Regions from separate parts of the Mus musculus genome. Here region 1 is linked to region 2. Evidence: chromatin loops called from intact Hi-C (ENCODE). Cell type or tissue: left cerebral cortex. All regions are shown on one strand. Links, peaks and the distances in the headings refer to the core of each region. The heading gives the core; the rest is flanking DNA.

Region 1 (5,132 bases), core at 752-4,751, 920 kb before region 2:
GATTATACATGCCATTAGATAAGGGTCATGGTAGCCTTGTTTCCTTCATTATGTCACTAAATTGCAGTCATGATTCCTAGAGCTTCTAGGATATTGTGACCATTTTATAACTTACAAAGTAAGATGTAGAGAAATTTGGGAGAAGACATCTCTTCCTCCTAGCCTCAGTTTAACTATGAAATTGAGAGCATTTGTCTGACTGCCATCTTCGGGTCTCTAAAATTACTTCTTGGATCTCACACTATAAATTTTCTTCACAAATTCATCCTTTTGATACATCTAAAAAGCAACTCTTTTTTTTTCTTTCTAAAATGTGCCCTAAAAAGTCTAAAACTTGGCAAGCATGCTTAACAGGTTCAATCAAGGAAGACTGGGCAGAATTCTTGTAAAGCCAGATGTCCAGGGTGCATGCTGCCAGATAGTGCCCCAAAATATGACTGAGAAGATACACCCACAAACTCACAACATCAAGGCTGTCTGGATACAGTAGCATAATTATAATACCAGTTAATAGTCCAACAGAAGTTCCATACCTACATGGATGGCTACAGTTCCATACCTACGTGGATGGCTACAGATAATCGTTCCCGAGAGGGTGAGAATCAGTTTCTGTCAAGGATAAGCACCCATAAAAGTTGTTCAGCTGTGAACACATACACATATGAGCAACACAAAAAAGACTCAGTAGGTTGTATATGTATGTGAATACACACATGTGTGCGTGTAGCAATAGTCATTAAAGAACAGATCATGAATTAGTAAGAGTAGACATGGCAAGAGTTTGAGAGGTTGGATGCAAAGACCAGAATGATGTAGACACTTATGTATGAAGTCTACTCCAAAAATTTAAATAAAAAATGAAAAAAAGCTTACATTTCCTTCTGAATTAGTCTTTTTCCCCTACAGTTTCTGTCTTCATACATCTGTATAATTTTTGTAAACAAAAGGATACCACTATCTCAGCTTCACAGAGGTGAAATCTTAAAGGATATACCTACACATTGGTGGTCCTGCCTTCATATCTAGCATTTATGTTTTTTTAAGAACAAAAACATTTTCTATACTTTTTAATTTACTTCAATTTTGTTGTCAAACAACTATGTTGTACAATTATTTTTCAAAAGAAAATATTCTTTTGCACTGAAATATTCCTTGAATATATTAATGCTTAAGTAACTACTTCACTAAATTAAATATCCCTTTGGCTATTATCTTTAGCAAATTCATGCAAAGGTGTAAAGTTTTGATCATCATTTTTTAATATAACCACACACTCATTATCTTATAACTATTGTGTGTTAACAAGTAGCCTGTGTGCAAAATACTGTGTGTATTTTGTGTGCAAAAGAACTGCTGACTTTTGGAGTGCTTCATGATGGAGTTGAGAGAAAAAATTGCTTCCATTCTTAGTTTTAGACACACAGTGTTCTGAGAACATTCTGGAGAGGTTTGTTAGTAGGACACCTTATCTAGTACATGTAAGGCCCTGGGTCAGTACCATCATTGAAAAGGAAAATGGCCTTATCCTTATTTTCCCTGTCAGTAAGCTTTGATTTAATTTGCAAACATCCTTTCTATATGATTTAGCCAGAAATATAATAGTCGCTGATATCAGCCCTCACTTAGACTGTTCGCCAATCTTAAGTCCATTTTCCTCTTTTTAAATGCTTTATACAGTGCTTCATAATGCTCTGTGGAAGTCAGGTTTTCTTGGTGCTCCATATTTTGTGTGCAAAAGAACTGCTGACTTTTGGAGTGCTTCATGATGGAGCTGAGAGAAAATTGCTTCCATTCTTAGTTTTGGACACACAGTGTTCTGAGAACATTCTGGAGACGTTTGTGGAAACTGCTGTTAAACCAGGGATCCCAACTGCCATTCCATGGCTTCTGTCTGCCCTGTGAAGACTGCTATAGTTTTGATGTGGAGCTAGACTCAGGAGTTCTATTATTAAAAGACATGAAAATAAGAAAGGAAGGCAGGCTAAAGTTGGGCCCCGGCTAAGATTTCTTCCTATGTTTGACAAAGTTTTTGAAAAGTGAAATTTCACTTTTTAAAAAAGCTTAACACTTTTAAATGCTTTTTTTGCATTTCCTTTTCCTGAAGTGGGTTTCACACCTGTTTGTCTCTCTTAATTACCAGGAAAAGTGCCCAAAATGGAGAAAATATGACCTTAAGTGCTGATCCCTTGTGTTCAATGAGCAGAGATCACAATAACCATTTCCTGTCAGCTTTGCTGGCCAAGTTTTAGATTTTCAAAAGAAACTATTCATGACCTAGATTGCAATCATAAAATTCACCACTAGACAGAGCTGTTTGCCTTATTTTAAAACACTGCCTATTTTCAGGTTCTGCTAGAACATAAGAGCTGATGGAGAAAGGAAGCAAGCCGAATCTGTACATTGTCTGTCATGGTATGGGTGCTCTTGATGTCCTTGTGCTGCTGGTATATAATTTCCAGGTTGTTACTGTTGGTGTCAGTAGGGATGTTTTGACACTGGTGACAAACTTTCACCCACCACCAGGAAAATTTCAGTAGTTAATAAGGCATAATCAGCAAATTATGCAATTTTCTCATTCCTTTACATTATGGTAGATAAAGTCAGATGGATACACTAAATTCTGATCTTTTCATCTGGACAGTTCATACTGTGGAAAATTTGTCCTCTGCTATTTTCTGTGAAAACATTCTAATTTATAAAAAGAAAATAGAGGTTGGGGATATGGGAAGGTTTTAAAAATGTGTTATAAGCTCAATAATTCTTTACAAATATATGGGCTATACTGAAAAAGTTATGACCCAGTGTAGGTGAATGCCAGGGAAGGGAGTCAGGAGTGGGTGGGGGCTTGGGGAGAGCACCCTCATAGAAGCAGGGGAAGGGGGGATGGAATAGGGGGTTTCTGGAGGGGAAACTGGGAAAGGGAACAACATTTGAAATGTAAATAAAGAAAATATCCAAGAAAAGAATTCTATAGTCTAAATTAATCATTAGCCCAACCAACAAAGTGTTGAATTTTGGTGGTTTTCTTAGAACAGGTTCCTCTGAGGAAGGCTTTGGGCAGAAGGCCAATACAGCACCAACTTAAACAGTGAAGGGCAGAACCAGTGACTTTACTGGATAGCATTTGTTTTCACAGGGTTTCAGTTACAATGAGCTCTCCATTTTTGCAGTCTGGGTGCAGAAGAAGCATTTGCAGTGAGTAGGAATTGTGAATGGTACATTTGAAACACGTAAGCGTCTTCTGAAAAGAAACTAGTAGATTCATTTGATGTTTGACTTTACCGGAACCAAGTCATAGTCATGTGTACCCAGGCTGCTGTAATCCAGAGAAATATAGATAATGCCATTCCTCCTTGATTCTTTTCCAGATCTCCAGATAACCAGGCAATAAAACAAAGTGTAATTTATCAGAACTCGGCCAGTGACAGAGAACCCGGTTACTGCAGTGTTCATAGTAACCCAGAAAGAAGTTGGGCATACTTTAACTTTAGGGATTTGGTATCTGAAATATGGTGGACTAGATGGCTTTTCAAGATGGATAATTGAGATAGAAGTAGAAGGTACTCTACCCAACTCATTTATGAAGCCAATATTACTCTGATACCTAAACCACAGAAAGATCCAACAAAGATAGAGAACTTCAGACCAATTTCTCTTATGAATATCGATGCAAAAATCCTCAATAAAATTCTTGCTAACCGAATCCAAGAACACATTAAAGCAATCATCCATCCTGACCAAGTAGGTTTTATTCCAGGGATGCAGGGATGGTTTAATATACGAAAATCCATCAATGTAATCCATTATATAAACAAACTCAAAGACAAAAACCACAAGATCATCTCTTTAGATGCAGAAAAAGCATTTGACAAGATCCAACACCCATTCATGATAAAAGTTTTGGAAAGATCAGGAATTCAAGGCCCATACCTAAACATGATAAAAGCAATCTACAGCAAACCAGTAGCCAACATCAAAGTAAATGGAGAGAAGCTGGAAGCAATCCCACTAAAATCAGGGACTAGACAAGGCTGCCCACTTTCTCCCTACCTTTTCAACATAGTACTTGAAGTATTAGCCAGAGCAATTCGACAACAAAAGGAGATCAAGGGGATACAAATTGGAAAAGAGGAAGTCAAAATATCACTTTTTGCAGATGATATGATAGTATATATAAGTGACCCTAAAAATTCCACCAGAGAACTCCTAAACCTGATAAACAGCTTCAGTGAAGTAGCTGGATATAAAATTAACTCAAACAAGTCAATGGCCTTTCTCTACACAAAGAATAAACATGCTGAGAAAGAAATTAGGGAAACAACACCCTTCTCAATAGTCACAAATAATATAAAATATCTCGGCGTGACTCTAACTAAGGAAGTGAAAGATCTGTATGATAAAAACTTCAAGTCTCTGAAGAAAGAAATTAAAGATGATCTCAGAAGATGGAAAGATCTCCCATGCTCATGGATTGGCAGAATCAACATTGTAAAAATGGCTATCGTGCCAAAAGCAATCTACAGATTCAATGCAATCCCCATCAAAATTCCAACTCAATTCTTCAACGAATTAGAAGGAGCAATTTGCAAATTCATCTGGAATAACAAAAAACCGAGGATAGCAAAAACTCTTCTAAAGGATAAAAGAACCTTTGGTGGAATCACCATGCCTGACCTAAAGCTTTACTACAGAGCAATTGTGATAAAAACTGCATGGTACTGGTATAGAGACAGACAAGTAGACCAATGGAACAGAATTGAAGACCCAGAAATGAACCCACACACCTATGGTCACTTGATCTTCGACAAGGGAGCTAAAACCATCCAGTGGAAGAAAGACAGCATTTTCAACAATTGGTGCTGGCACAACTGGTTGTTATCATGTAGAAGAATGCGAATCGATCCATACTTATCTCCTTGTACTAAGGTCAAATCTAAGTGGATCAAGGAACTTCACATAAAACCAGAGACACTGAAACTTATAGAAGAGTAAGTGGGGAAAAGCCTTGAAGATATGGGCACAGGGGAAAAATTCCTGAACAGAACAGCAATGGCTTGTGCTGTAAGATCGAGAATTGACAAATGGGACCTAATGAAACTCCAAAGTTTCTGCAAGGCAAAAGACACCGTCAA
Region 2 (5,132 bases), core at 536-4,535:
ATGTGTCCATTGACACATGTTCTGGCATCATGTTTGCTTCTCCGTTAACCGGAGAAAAAGCCTCACATGTGATTCAACATTGTCTTGAGGCATGGAGTGCTTGGGGGAAACCCAGACTCCTTAAGACTGATAATGGACCAGCTTATACGTCTCAAAAATTCCAACAGTTCTGCCGTCAGATGGACGTAACCCACCTGACTGGACTTCCATACAACCCTCAAGGACAGGGTATTGTTGAGCGTGCGCATCGCACCCTCAAAGCCTATCTTATAAAACAGAAGAGGGGAACTTTTGAGGAGACTGTACCCCGAGCACCAAGAGTGTCTGTGTCTATGGCACTCTTTACACTCAATTTTTTAAATATTGATGTTCATGGCCATACTGCGGCTGAACGTCATTGTACAGAGCCAGATAGGCCCAATGAGATGGTTAAATGGAAAAATGTCCTTGATAATAAATGGTATGGCCCGGATCCTATCTTGGTAAGATCCAGGGGAGCTGTCTGTGTTTTCCCACAGAATGAAGACAACCCATTTTGGGTACCAGAAAGACTCACCCGAAAAATCCAGACTGACCAAGGAAATACTAATGTCCCTCGTCTTGGTGATGTCCAGGGCGTCAATAATAAAGAGAGAGCAGCGTTGGGGGATAATGTCGACATTTCCACTCCCAATGACGGTGATGTATAATGCTCAAGTATTCTCCTGCTTTTTTACCACTAACTAGGAACTGGGTTTGGCCTTAATTCAGACAGCCTTGGCTCTGTCTGGACAGGTCCAGATGACTGACACCATTAACACTTTGTCAGCCTCAGTGACTACAGTCATAGATAAACAGGCCTCAGCTAATGTCAAGATACAGAGAGGTCTCATGCTGGTTAATCAACTCATAGATCTTGTCCAGATACAACTAGATGTATTATGACAAATAACTCAGCTGGGATGTGAACAAAAGTTTCCGGGATTGTGTGTTATTTCCATTCAGTATGTTAAATTTACTAGGACAGCTAATTTGTCAAAAAGTCTTTTTCAGTATATGTTACAGAATTGGATGGCTGAATTTGAACAGATCCTTCGGGAATTGAGACTTCAGGTCAACTCCACGCGCTTGGACCTGTCCCTGACCAAAGGATTACCCAATTGGATCTCCTCAGCATTTTCTTTCTTTAAAAAATGGGTGGGATTAATATTATTTGGAGATACACTTTGCTGTGGATTAGTGTTGCTTCTTTGATTGGTCTGTAAGCTTAAGGCCTAAACTAGGAGAGACAAGGTGGTTATTGCCCAGGCGCTTGCAGGACTAGAACATGGAGCTCCCCCTGATATATGGTTATCTATGCTTAGGCAATAGGTCGCTGGCCACTCAGCTCTTATATCCCACGAGGCTAGTCTCATTGCACGGGATAGAGTGAGTGTGCTTCAGCAGCCCGAGAGAGTTGCAAGGCTAAGCACTGCAATGGAAAGGCTCTGCGGCATATATGAGCCTATTCTAGGGAGACATGTCATCTTTCATGAAGGTTCAGTGTCCTAGTTCCCTTCCCCCAGGCAAAACGACACGGGAGCAGGTCAGGGTTGCTCTGGGTAAAAGCCTGTGAGCCTAAGAGCTAATCCTGTACATGGCTCCTTTACCTACACACTGGGGATTTGACCTCTATCTCCACTCTCATTAATATGGGTGGCCTATTTGCTCTTATTAAAAGGATAGGGGGAGATGTTGGGAGCCGCGCCCACATTCGCCGTTACAAGATGGCGCTGACAGCTGTGTTCTAAGTGGTAAACAAATAATCTGCGCATGTGCCAAGGGTATCTTATGACTACTTGTGCTCTGCCTTCCCCGTGACGTCAACTCGGCCGATGGGCTGCAGCCAATCAGGGAGTGACACGTCCGAGGCGAAGGAGAATGCTCCTTAAGAGGGACGGGGTTTCGTTCTCTCTCTCTCTTGCTTTTTCGCTCTCTTGCTTTTCTCTCTCTCTTGCTTCTCTCTCTTGCTTTTTCGCTCTCTTGCTTCTCGCTCTCTCTTGCTTCTTGCTCTCTTGCTTCTTGCACTCTGTTCCTGAAGATGTAAGAATAAAGCTTTGCCGCAGAAGATTCTGGTCTGTGGTGTTCTTCCTGGCCGGTCGTGAGAACGCGTCTAATAACACTTCCATAGTGAGAGAAATGATGACTCATGAGAGCCAGCACAGAACTTGGTTCTCTAGATTTTCATCATCATGTTATGAGCACCTAGAGGAGATAAAAATGTGAAACTCCGAAGTAGCAAGCTGGAAGGCAGGAGTGCAGCCAGGGGGCTTTTCAGGATACACTTTGACAGCAAGTTGAGACAGATGCTAAACAGGGAAGGTAGGAATGACATTTGCCAAGTATCTCTCCAGAGGGTGGAGTGAGTCAAGTGTTTTTAAGGAGGCAGTGCTGAGCAGAGTGTCTGTCTGACTAAGAAAAGGCCAGGATGAGTAACTTTTGTTATATAACACAAAGGGACAGGAGCCTTACTGTACAGGAATGTCTGGAATGTCTTTTGTACAAAGCTATAATGGATCTGAAAGAATTAAATTTTAAGATGCATTTTAAGAGGCCAGTGTCAAAGGAAGATATATTTGCTTGGTTTTTGTTTTGTCTTGGTTTTTTTTCTTTTTCCTAATAACAAATGAAATCTACCATGGGATAGTTTTCATAGATTCTTTGGGTGCCACCTAGTGGTGCAAGGGAGGAGAGCAACTGGAAATAACTGAAAAATGAAAACAAATTCTAGTTCCTATGTAGGGAAAAATTGTGTGGTGCAAAGCTGATTTTGAGGGAAAAACCATTAATGCGCACTGGTACAAACCAGGTATTTTGGAGACGCTAGGGGGCTTTGAACTCTAACCTTTCCTTGATTGCCACTGCAGACTGTGCAAGCTTGAGATGAACCTATGACAAACAACACACACAGATGGCAGAAGGAGCATGAGCTTGCAGAGACTATCTGCGCTTTATAGATACAGCGTATCTATTTGCATTTCACAAATGCAGTCCTGGCCTCTCCCAGTAATTATAAACAGTATCAAAATCCTGTTAGATGTTCTCTGCAGAGTTTGAAATGGGTATCAAGAAATTCAAGATATTCGGACTCTATAGCTAGTATAATTCACTCTATCACACTTTTTTTAATAAAAATTGTATGCTTACAATAAAAGAGGAGAAATATCACCCTCTCTGATGAGCTATGTGTGTTATTTGTAAGTTAATTCTTGATATCTATATAGGGAAAGCCTCTGAATCCTAGAGGGTTAATAGTTGCAAAGCCCACCCAAGGTTTTCAACTTTAATGTCCATGACAAACTGGCAGGTGTTTATGCTCCCCTTTGCTGATTCATTGTGTTCTAACTGAGGGGCAAGTCCCTTAAGGTTCTTCATGTCCTGTTATCCCTTTGTCAGCATTATTGGGGTCAGAATAGTTGGCTTAGGTTGGATGTCCATTTGTTACCAATAACAGTGAGAAGAGGGATTTGAAAGCTGATTTTTGCCCTGAATACACAGGAGCCTTGGACGAAATGTTCCTTTCTCTGCTCATTAAAGTCAACTTAGGAATATGTAACTGTTGACTAGGAACACTTACAGTAAAGTCTGTGACTATGCAGTAAATGTATAGACACAGTGAATGACAAGGTGTCATTACTTATAACACTGATCCAGCCAGCCAACCAGAAACTGACCTGTCTTCAATTTATTATCATATGCATAATAAAGCCTCTCCTTTTAAAATTCTTTGAAAATATTTTCCTGTTGTTGTCAATTAACTTCAGAATAGGCCACACAACACTATTATTTTCTTTGGCATCATTTCTTAATGGGAATTTCAAAAGGTAACCATTTTCTTTATCTTTTTATTTTCATATGCTAATTAATAATTAATATTGTTTTTCTCATTGTTGTGACAAACATAACTGAGAGAAGGACTTATTTTAGCCCACAGCTTGGCGGTCATAGTCCATCAAAGCAAGAAAAATATAGGGGTGAGAATTTGAGGCATCTGATTATGTTTTACCCAAACTAAGGAAGCAGAGGAGGATGAATACTAATGTATAGATGGCTCTCTATTGTGTCCCTCTGTGTTTAGTCTAGGACATGCACATGCACGGTACCACACAATTTTAGTGTAGGAGGCATATCCCTCCTTAGTTAAACCCCTCTGGGACATTTCTGGCCCCTGCATCCCCAAATACACACATGTGATTGTACACATACACACACGAGTGCACACACACATGAGCGCGCACACACACACGCATACACATACAGAGAGAAAGACAGAGACAGAGACAGAAAGAGAGAGATGGACAGAGTCAGAGAGACAGAGAGATAGAGAAATACACACACAGTGGTAGGTCTCTCAGGTAATTCCAAATATAGAAAAATCTTTTTTTTTCTTTTCTCTTTATTAGATATTTTCTTTATTTACATTTCAAATGCTACCCTGAAAGTTCCATATACCCTCCCCCTGTCCTGCTCCCCTATCCACCCATTCCCACTTCTTTTTTTTTTTCCATTTTTTATTAGGTATTTCGCTCATTTACATTTGCAATGCTATACCAAAAGTCCCCCATAGCCACCCACCACCTCTCCCCTACACACCCACTCCCCTTTTATGGCCCTGGCATTCCCCTGTACTGGGGCATATAAAGTTTGCGTGTCCAATGGGCCTCTCTTTCCAGTGATGGCCGACTAGGCCATCTTTTGATGCATATGCAGCTAGAGTCAAGAGCTCCGGGGTACTGGTTAGTTCATAATGTTGTTCCACCTATAGGGTTGCAGATCCCTTTAGCTTCTTTGGTACTTTCTCTAGCTCCTTCATTGGGGGCCATGTGATCCATCCAATAGCCGACTGTGAGCATCCACTTCTATGTTTGCTAGGCCCAGGCATACTCTGACAAGAGACAGCTATATCAGGGTCCTTTCAGCATAATCTTGCTAGTGTATGCAATGGTGTCAGCATTTGGAAGCTGATTATGGGATGGATCCCCGGATATGCTAGTGTCTACATGGTCCATCCTTTTATCTCAGCTCCAAACTTTGTCTCTGAAACTCCTTCCAAGGGTGTTTTGTTCCCACTTCTAAGGAGGGGCATAGTGTTCACACTTCAGTCTTCATTTTTC

What was found. Hi-C counts contacts between places; a loop is a spot of excess contacts. Peaks named below come from ENCODE experiments on the same cell type or tissue, not always from the same donor. Only the 100,000 strongest peaks of a DNase experiment are listed, where the experiment ranks them.
Region 1: a loop joins it to region 2, with 5 times the contacts of the local background. A loop is called at or near these places in 4 of 42 quality-filtered maps.

What each region holds. Positions count from the first base shown.
Region 1 is chr3:62,189,880-62,195,011 of GRCm38, reverse strand. No RefSeq gene overlaps it. Among named protein-coding and RNA genes, the nearest start is that of Arhgef26, 150 kb to the left of the region's middle. In left cerebral cortex, for the core only: a CTCF peak has its summit at 2,293; a DNase peak (open chromatin) is centred at 2,318.
Region 2 is chr3:61,266,403-61,271,534 of GRCm38, reverse strand. No RefSeq gene overlaps it. Among named protein-coding and RNA genes, the nearest start is that of Rap2b, 96 kb to the left of the region's middle. In left cerebral cortex, for the core only: CTCF peaks have their summits at 2,488 and 2,690 (motif pointing left); DNase peaks (open chromatin) are centred at 2,346 and 2,669; H3K27ac peaks cover 815 bases.